Linked DNA regions of Homo sapiens: region 1 is linked to region 2. The links are chromatin contacts, found by Hi-C or POLR2A ChIA-PET in ENCODE. All regions are on one chromosome and are shown on one strand. Each heading gives the region's core, a stretch centred on a gene start or an enhancer-like site at or near the end of the contact. The rest is flanking DNA. Distances are from core to core; before and after follow the strand shown.

The links. A loop is a pair of places that touch in the nucleus more often than their neighbours do. ChIA-PET counts read pairs that join two places held with the same protein, here RNA polymerase II (POLR2A). Pooled maps may share reads with other maps.
Region 1: a loop to region 2 is called in a pooled map, with 2.4 times the contacts of the local background. The contact joins the promoter of MYOSLID-AS1 here to the enhancer-like site in region 2. A Hi-C loop is called at or near these places in 9 of 50 pooled maps. POLR2A ChIA-PET finds 5 or more read pairs at or near these places in 3 of 52 experiments (BJ, MCF 10A and activated naive CD4-positive, alpha-beta T cell).

The regions. Positions count from the first base shown.
Region 1 is chr2:207,251,416-207,256,064 of GRCh38, reverse strand. It overlaps MYOSLID-AS1 (MYOSLID antisense RNA 1), which reads left to right and starts at 1,749. Exons shown (of 4, transcript NR_110283.1): 1 at 1,749-1,876.
Region 2 is chr2:207,114,213-207,118,763 of GRCh38, reverse strand. All of the region lies in intron 2 of KLF7 (KLF transcription factor 7), which reads left to right. Among named protein-coding and RNA genes, the nearest start is that of MIR2355, 6.4 kb to the right of the region's middle. Within about 2 kb of position 2,608, at least 2 of the 41 ENCODE cell types and tissues checked have a DNase peak (open chromatin) inside an H3K27ac peak, as active enhancers do.

The DNA.
Region 1 (4,649 bases), core at 500-2,999, 140 kb before region 2:
TGGGAAATCTTGTCTAATTGTTCAGGGTGTAAAAATGCAGTGATTTTATCTCAGAAAGGGGCTCTTCCTTTTGGGAGATGTGTGAATCCAGAAGAGAGCAATCTCCATGCCTCAGGGAGTCGGGCAGTGTGTGGATGTGAGTGTGCAAGACACCCAGTGTGCTCCGGCTGGGTACCAGGGCGGCCTGGCGGACATCTTTTGTTCTTGGCTCTTCTGACTGCCGGGAGCAGCAGGACAGCCCACATGCCCGCCCAAAGGAGCTGCCGCTGTTCATCATCAAGATCTGAGGCTTTTATCTGTGAGCCCCAGTGAAGAGGCAAACTGTTGGTGTCCTGCTATCGACTCATAGTCTGCCTCCAAAATAGCTTCAGGATAGGGCTGCTGCTTTTCAGCTGAACTGCTGCCTGTGGACCACCTTGTTATCCAAGGTTCTCACTGAATGGAAGCCGTCCAGAGGCATGTGGCTCTATCCCGAGAGATACAAGAAGAAAGGAGTAAGGGAAGAGTGGCCGAATGAGGGAAAGACAAAAGCAGACTGGCAGATGACAGGGACTAGAGTCAGACAAAGAACTGGGACGTGTGCTTTGGCAAAAAAGCAGGCAGGGCAGTCATTTCCTTGCTTCATCACTGCTAGCTCAATTTACCCATTTTATATACATACAAAATAAACTGTGTCCAAGACTGACCCTGTAGCAAGAACTTGAAATGAGTCATTTCTTCCAATCATTAGTATAAGTCCTACGTTTTTACTAATGCATAAATGAAACAAAGCAGGTGGTGTCTGTTGCAGTCCTGGGAGATACAAATGAGTAAAGGATGAAGACTTACAGATTGACGACGGAAAACAGGATGACAATGTTGAACTTGAGTGTGGGGTTTCCCCAACACCAAGAGGGGATCCATGTACCCCAGGCCATGGGGAAGGGTTTGATTCCTACAGCTCAGATACCATGTTCTGCCCACTTCTCCCTTAGCTACGCAAAGAAGGAAATTGAGGTCATTTTCATAATTTAGGCAAAACTTCCCTTTCCACTTGAATTACTGAGATATTTCGGGCAAACGCAGATTTCAAAAAGAAATTAAATAGCAAAATTTGAGTTTGGGAGCTCATTAACAAGCAGTGAGACTTCCTGTATTGCATCAATTATAAACAATTTGGAGGAAAGAGAGGTTGCTTTTTTCTCTTTTAAAGAAATTATCTGGAAAATTACCCAGGTCTTTGCTTCCTCTTTTTAGATGAGATCTGGACAGGCTGAGTTAAAGACAGTAACCTCATTAGGATGGGTTTAGATGATAAAACCAGAAGAAACCAAGAAGCCCAAACTGCCCTCTGGATTTCCTCCAACTAGCCTTGCCTCTGACGAGTCAGTTCATCTCTCTGCACTAGTATCTTACCACCCCCGCCCCACACACGGAAATGGAGCCAACTTGCTTTGCCACTTTTCTACTTCATAGGAATGCTCTAAAAATTAATATTCACTGTGAAACTAGGAAAGCCACAGAGGAATGATCCTATCTCAATATGAAGCATTATCAGTTTTGTTGTGCCTGCCACTCTCAGTTGGCATTGATACATTGTTCAGAATCTTTCTAAAAACCTCCGTTCTTTTTCCGACCCCAGTGACCGCTAATTGTGGAAAACAATGTACTGGACTATTCAAGAAAGAAATATTTTGCCTGTTCATCGACTCAGCCAATAAGGTTTAAAGTGACTCTGATCATTTTAAGTGGCTCAACGAATGTACCGTATAAGCTATGTACTATTGAAGGAGCTTTAGCCGCTGCAAATCTTATCCTTCCTCCCTCCAGGTTTTCTTCAGTGTCGAAATTGGTATGGAGACGTGGATGGAGATTTGAGTCTTAGGAATTTGGGAAGGTGAGTCATGCTGAGAAGCTATGTGACTTTACTCACTAAATATTTCTAGAATGTCTCCTCACCCTTCCATCCCTAGTCCTCCATCTAAGTCAGGCTCTTATTGTCTCTTGCCTGGATGTTTGAAGCAGTCTTGGGACGGGTCCTCTGGACTCCAATCTTATCTGTTAAGCAACTCTCCTCACTGCTGTTGAGTCTATCCAGAAAGCAGGCTTTATCACGTTGGTGCCATCATTGCCCAGAAAATATAGTCCAAGCTCTCCAGATGGAGGGACTTACATGTTCTCTTAACATCTTAGCTCCCTGTGTCTCTAGCTTCAGCTCCCTCCAGTCCCTGCCTTACAGATTTGTGTTCAACACAAGCAAACTGCATATGCTTCCCCTACTTAGACTGTGCTACTTTTTGCCTTTGGGTCTTTGCTTGTGCTGTTTGCTCCGCCAACAATCTCAAAGCAAGCAGACAGAGCAAACAATGGAGCATCAATAGCTCCTCATTCATCCTCGGGGTCATGTGACACGTACGTTGTCTCCTTTCTCCCCTCCTATGTATTTCTCCAGGGTTGTGGTCTCCTCTCCTGAATTCTCACCCCTGTGATACCCTGGGCAAGTCTATCATTAAGCTGATATGTAAGGTTCTATGGATCTTTATACATGCTTGTCCACCCACTAAACAGTGAACTCTCTGGAGAGAGAGAACTCTCCTCTGGATCTTGAGCAATACCTGGTTCAGGAAGGGGTCCAATATATCGTGAAATACATGCTTCTTAAACAGCTTCCATGTGTAAGGCAACTATGTGCTTGGTGTTTGGGGAATGTTTGTAATACTAAGTTGTTCAAAGAGAAAAACTGTCTAATAAGTACGTCAATGTATACTTGAGTGAATCCTTTATTTTTCTTTGAATGAATGATCCAGATTTATGCAAATAATTAGTTGGGGGGGAACCCTATGTCAACAGCAGGCCATCTGGCAGTGTGATGTCATGGCAGGTTGCATCTCTTTGCTGCCACCATCCTGGAGCCTGGGGCTTTCTTGCAGCTATGGCCTTGAGTGTAGAGATGCACCCGCCCCCCTTCTCTGGAGTTCTCTGCCTTGTATTCTGTTGCCATGGGAACAACCCACTTTCATTCTGGACTTGCTGCATGGGAGAGGGGAACCCTTTACTACAATGGTATAAACGATGAGGATTATTTAAAAAATAAGTTGACAAGGTTAATCATCACCACATGATACTAGTACCACAGATTCTGATTTTGTGAGACTGTAGTTTGTTAGGTGTTTCTGGCAGTACTGAAAATAGATTAGCTAGAAGAATAGAAGATTTGATATACCCTTTGTTTAAATGTCTAACTATCTCTGTGCCTGTGGTGATTCTATTTTTAATGCAAAAAATATTTTTATTCTCTTGAAGTATATGCAAAACCTGTTTTCAGTCAATCCAGTGTATCAAAGAAGGGAATAAAATTTCTAGAAGGAAGGCTGAATGATCTTGCAAGGTGTGGAAGGCTGGGATAAACAAAGATACTAACACCTGTCTAGGACTATGACAAATCTGCTCAAATCTGATAAGAGATTATGTGGAAACATAGTAATGTGTCATTTAGTTACTTTTTTGGAAGAGAGTCAGTTAAAAAAAAAAGAGAGAAATGGCTTGCAGACTTGCTTTTTAAACACCTTTATATATTCAGGTGACCAAGTGCAGATATATATTGCAGGAGCCTAGTTTATAGTTCAGTGACCGCAGAAATGTAACAGAGACATTCCATGTGCTCTAAGCAGGATGTTTTCATCTGGCTCTGTGAGCCTTGCCTCCTTGTAGCTCAACATCTCTCCTTTTTTTCCAGAGAGATCAGGATTCTCTTTCTAGGTGGAATGAGCTCCCCCTTGGACCTAGGCTGAGTTCCTTCCGTCTCTTTACCCAGGCAGCGTCTCTCTCTCCTAGTTTCCAGCTTTTACCCTCAACACAGATTGAGGATTCTGGTTTATTTGAGAGGCAGATGTCTGCTGAGTGTCACCATGCAATGGCGTGGTCCCCTGTCCCTAGCCTCCTCCTGATGCCTGGGTTCCCCTTTGATCAGATATACCTTGCAACACAGGCCCATTTGTCTTCTCTTGGAGGAGCCAGACAAGATTCTCATTTATTCACTCACTATCTGCTATTACCATCTCACAGAGGCACACAGCATGTGTGAGTATCGTTACACCAGGGACGTCATGTGTGGGGGCACAGGCCACAGAGGGGTAGGGATTTGACTGGCAGGCTTATATGTGACAGAATTAATCAGTAGATAGTTTTTCTGCAAAAACAAAGATGATCCTATGCTTACCAGGCATCACTCGCAGCAGCTGTCCTGGGCCTGGCCCTGCATGGTCGGGGGCTGTTCATTTTTAGTTCCTGTGACTCAGCATGTAGCCATACCCGATTGGACTGGAGTCGGGGGGCACCTCATGGGCTGGTCCAGTAGGATTTTGTCCACTGGGATTCTGTACTAAGAAATCTCAATGAGCTAATGAGCAGTGGGAGGTTGGAACAGTCACAGTGGGCCATATCCAGGCTGAGAAGCTAGGAGTAAGTAGAAGCTACACAGAGCATAAAGAGAGAAAAAGTAAGTCAGTGGCCAAAACAGAACAGAGCCGACACACACAAAAGGGGAAACAGAAATGCTGAGAGGGCCGGAGGGAGGTGGAGGAAAGGTAGAAATGTGGAAGGAGGGAGAGAGGAAGAGGGAGAAGGGTGGGAAGATGGAGGGCAATAGGGAGAATCCCTAATCTACTGCA
Region 2 (4,551 bases), core at 1,359-3,858:
TGTCCCAGACATTGTTCTAAATGTTTTACAAATATTAACCCTTTTAATCCTTATACTAACCCAATGACATAGGTACCATCTTATTTTATAGATGAGGAAAATGAGACCCAGAGAAGTCAAGTAATTTGCCTGGCGTCACACAGCTCATCATAGATGGTTGGGCAAGGATTTGCACCAAACAGTATTGCTCCAGTGGGAGCTCTCTTAACTTCCAAGCTTACTAATAAAGGGGAAACAAGTCAAATGAATTTTTTAAAAGTAACCTGTTATTAAGAGGAAATTAAAGACGTATAGTTTAAATGCAAATGGACGATGAAAACTAAATATCCTCTCTAAATAGGTGAGAATTAGGAGGGTCCTTAAACATATTGCCTCATCAGGTGACTGAGAAGCAGTACAAGGAAATTACAAAGAAATGGTCTTCCATTTCCAGGCCTATTATCGTTACTGATAAAGCTACTATTTTATGGTTGTTACTATTTTCACTTTTTTTAATGTTAGTGTTAAAGAGAGACATGCCAGTCTCAGTTCACGCATTAAAATGACAAATGTTAATATTCTGTCCCTATCAAATAAGAAAGGTCAGTATTATCACAACATGGGAGAAACTGAGGAACCACAACAACAAAAAAGTAACTTGGTTCAGGCTATGCAAGTCCCTGTTGTTAGAAATTAAATTGGACCCATGTCTCCTGACCTATAGGCTTACATCCTACTCAGTAGATTGTTTTGCTTCTTATTTACTGTATGTGTTCTTCAGTCTTTCTGCGAACAGGTATTAAGTGCCCATAGATGTCAGGCACTGTACCATGGAGTGACCAGCAAAGGAGAACAGGGTGGTCCATTTGGGAAGGAGTGCTGAAGGGTGGTGATGGGGCAGTAAATGAAAGCAGGGGCTTGCAGCAGCAGTCAGAGGCAGCATGGAAGATTTGGAGATAACAAGTCGCTTCTCTCCTTCTGGACAGAGTGTTTATTGATGCTGTTCATCTTTTTAAATGATGTCAATGTGATAGTATAGTAATTTATATAAATAGAAGCCCTAATTCAAGGTCAGGCATATCAGCAGGATAAAATTTAATACCTCAGTGTGGAACTGTAGGGGGTTCATCAACCACTTTCAACCTGCTAGTGCCATAGATAAGAATTCTTTGAATTTATACAATAGCAACTGAAATGGGGCGATTTTAAGACATTAAAGGGCCTTTAATATGCCGAGACACATGGCTGCTAATGAAGTTTATCCATGTGTTGAGGCAGAAACTCATTAAACCCCGATTATGGGATGGAAACAAGAATAAGGGTTAAATGTTCAGTTCACAAGGTGGAGAGAGCTGAATAGGAGGGTTTGATAATTTGGATTTAGCATATTCAAGAGCTTAAGAGAAGTTTGAAAAGAAAGGGTATGAAATGAGGTGGTGAAAAACAATCGCTGGGAGAATTTTCTGATTCAGTAAAATCTTAAAACTTTACCACATGGTAATTTAGCAATATGATAACTCCTAACATTTATGAAGATAAATTAATGTAAACATATATTGGGAAGCATGGCCTAAACTCAGCATATACACAGCAAGCACATTTATTTTATCATTATACTATGATAATAAATATAGGCTTTGTGGGACGCCTATTCCAGATGTCCTTTTAATGGATAATTGATAGTCACAAAGCAAATAAGTATGTTAAAATAAGAATCGAGGAGAAAGAAAAGCATGAAATTAATGAGTATTTCATCATAAACAATATTTTCGAACACCCACTGTACATACACTAGTCCCTCTTTATTGCCGAGGACCTCGCTTTTTGACACAAAAGCCTGAAATATGGTTTCATAAAATCATTATATTTGGAACTTGATCTCAGAATATAGTTTGGATGGGGGATGTGGGGGAACTGGGAGGAAGGAGAAGAGAAAAGAGGAATCTCATTTCAGAAAAGGCAGTGAAAGTAATAGAATTTTATAAATTCAAAGGTTTCAAGGGTGGGCGAGTTCTGTTTGATAGAGAAGAAAAGAAGAGGGTCATGAGAAGTCTGTGTAAATGAAAAAATGACATTGAGAAGGCCAAGTGTAAACTTTTAGAAAAACTGTTCCTTTTAATAAATTGATAATGTACAGAGGCTGTTTCTATTATAATATGAGTGTTAATTACCGTCATGATCATGGTTATCCTGTACATATAATATAGGAAGGTTCAAGGAAAGCTATGTGGAGCTTTGTAAAGAGTGAAGGCTAAGATGACGTTATAAGAATTGATGGTAGGCAGGGATTTTCTATGTTTCCTGAAGTTGAAATAATAATGTAGTGATTGTGTTTGAATTAGAAAGAAATGGAGTTTAAGAAACTCACGTGTTAATTTTTTTAAACAAATTGGTTTTGAATGGTCCTCTTTTTAAAAAAATTAAAATATAAGGACAGATGAAAAATAATTGTAAGGTGACCTGTCTTTCTTTGAAAAATATTCAGCTTGAATGTAGTAGAAATTACAGTTGAAACCTTGATAACGGATCCTCAGGAAACAAACTTCATATAAGGAAATTAGTTCTGATGAGTAAATGCAGCTGTTTGGGAATCTGGTCCACCAGGGGCAGAATGTGTCAGATGACACTAAGCTCTGCTGCACGACTCCGGTACCGAATGGAGAACGCCTAACCCTTTCCAGGCAGGCAGTTTCTATTTGTCTTCACCCTGATGGAGGCAAACTGGATAGCCCTGGCCAAACTTGTTTTCTAAAATATGGGGTTTTTTTCTTCTGCATTCCCTACCTAAGTACCTAATATCTGATCCCTTCCTGTACTCTGTCACTTTCTGCCCTGCAGCTTTCCTCTATCCTTCACAGCAGAAAGGATCTGGTAGCAATACACTGTAGACTGTTGTGGTTGGTACACTGTAGACTGTTGTGGTCAGTGGATTATACGTCCATCCACCAGTGTATAACACTTTAATCTTCTATTATTAGTTTTTTAACCTTCAATTAGGGGAAACTTAATAGAATTTCAGTAGTCTGTAAACAGGTAGGGAGACATGATGGGGGAGTGTTGGGAACTGGGATGGCATTCCCCCACTTTACTCCAGCACCATCCCATCTACCCCTCCTCTGCTACTGGATTTTCTACATTTTCTAAAAGTGGCTTCCTTTCAACAATTTGTTAATGTATTGACATGACATTATTAAGCTAAATGTTGGTCGAGGCAAGATCACTTAAAATAATTAAAAGTTGGTGACTTTTTAATGTGCTGGTTATTCAGCCAACCACTGATGGAGTTACTTCTCACTCCTGCAGTGTCCCCATGTTCAGTCACCAATGGGTGGTGAAATAATGGAGGTGAAAGCACTTCAATTATTTAAGGATGTCTGCAATGAGAATAAGCTTAGCATGCTTTGTTCCATATTTCTGTTCACCCTACCTTCTCCTTCAACATGTATGTTTATGGAGCTAGGTGAGCTGGGGACTGACCCGGGATTGGACCCCATAATCTTGTAGGGGAGGAAAGATCAGAATGCCCCATTGCTGGTTCCTTATGGAGCCTCAGTCCAGCTTTGTCCTAAACCAAACTTCCTTGGCATACCCCCCCTTTTTTTTTTTGCAACTGACATCTTTTTTTTTCTTCCCTTCAAAAGTTATCTGCATTCATGTAAGACCCCTTTTATTTTGTTTGCAAAATAAAATACATTTACAGATTAAAACTCCTTTTATATTCTAAACTACTCATCTGGTATTATAAAACATATACTTAGGCTTATTTTGTTGTTTCTGCCTTTAAAATGTATCCGTTTCCATTACTATAACATGTATGGAATTCAGTAAAGTGGTACATATTGTTTTCAGGCAAATAATGTAAAAAGATGTTTTAATCCCAACTTTGTTGGGTCTGCATAGTTTTATCTGTTTCACTAGATGAGCTAAAAATGATAAAAGCTATCAATCATTTTGTTGCAGGCAGGAAACCAGAAGCCATCCTTAGCTGAGAAAGAACTTGACCTCCATGGTAGAGTATTGCCTAGTTAGGTGTCTTAGGGTATCTAATATCTTTCTCTGGAGACCTTGCTATTTTCCTAGCAGGGATGTTTTGTAATAAGGACTATAGTTTGCTCTAATATTGAAGCCAATGTTAAATGAGAGTGGTTCTAGGAGTCTAGCAGTTGCCCTAAAAAATGCAGGATTCTATCTGTGTCTTAATGAATAGAACCAAGAAAAAGCTTGACTCTGGTACATATTTGAGTGTAGAAGAGCACCAAGATATGGTAGGAAATATTTTAGAATAACTGTGCAGTAGTCCTGTTTAAAAGGTTTCTGTCTTCATTTCGTGTGTTTATGTAGTTTAATGTCATCTCATGGAATTCGTTGCTTGGTTATGAACTTATCACATGGTGTTTGGAATCCCCTTACTATGGGATATGCAACATCCTTCACCTGTACTGAACTTCTGTTGCAGAAAGGAAATAATGATCCCTCATATTGAATTCTCAATTGGTCATGAGCCTGTTGAAACTAGTATTGGTATTTTAAAAAGAGCAACAAAAGATACATCTTCCTTCCTTGATATAGGTA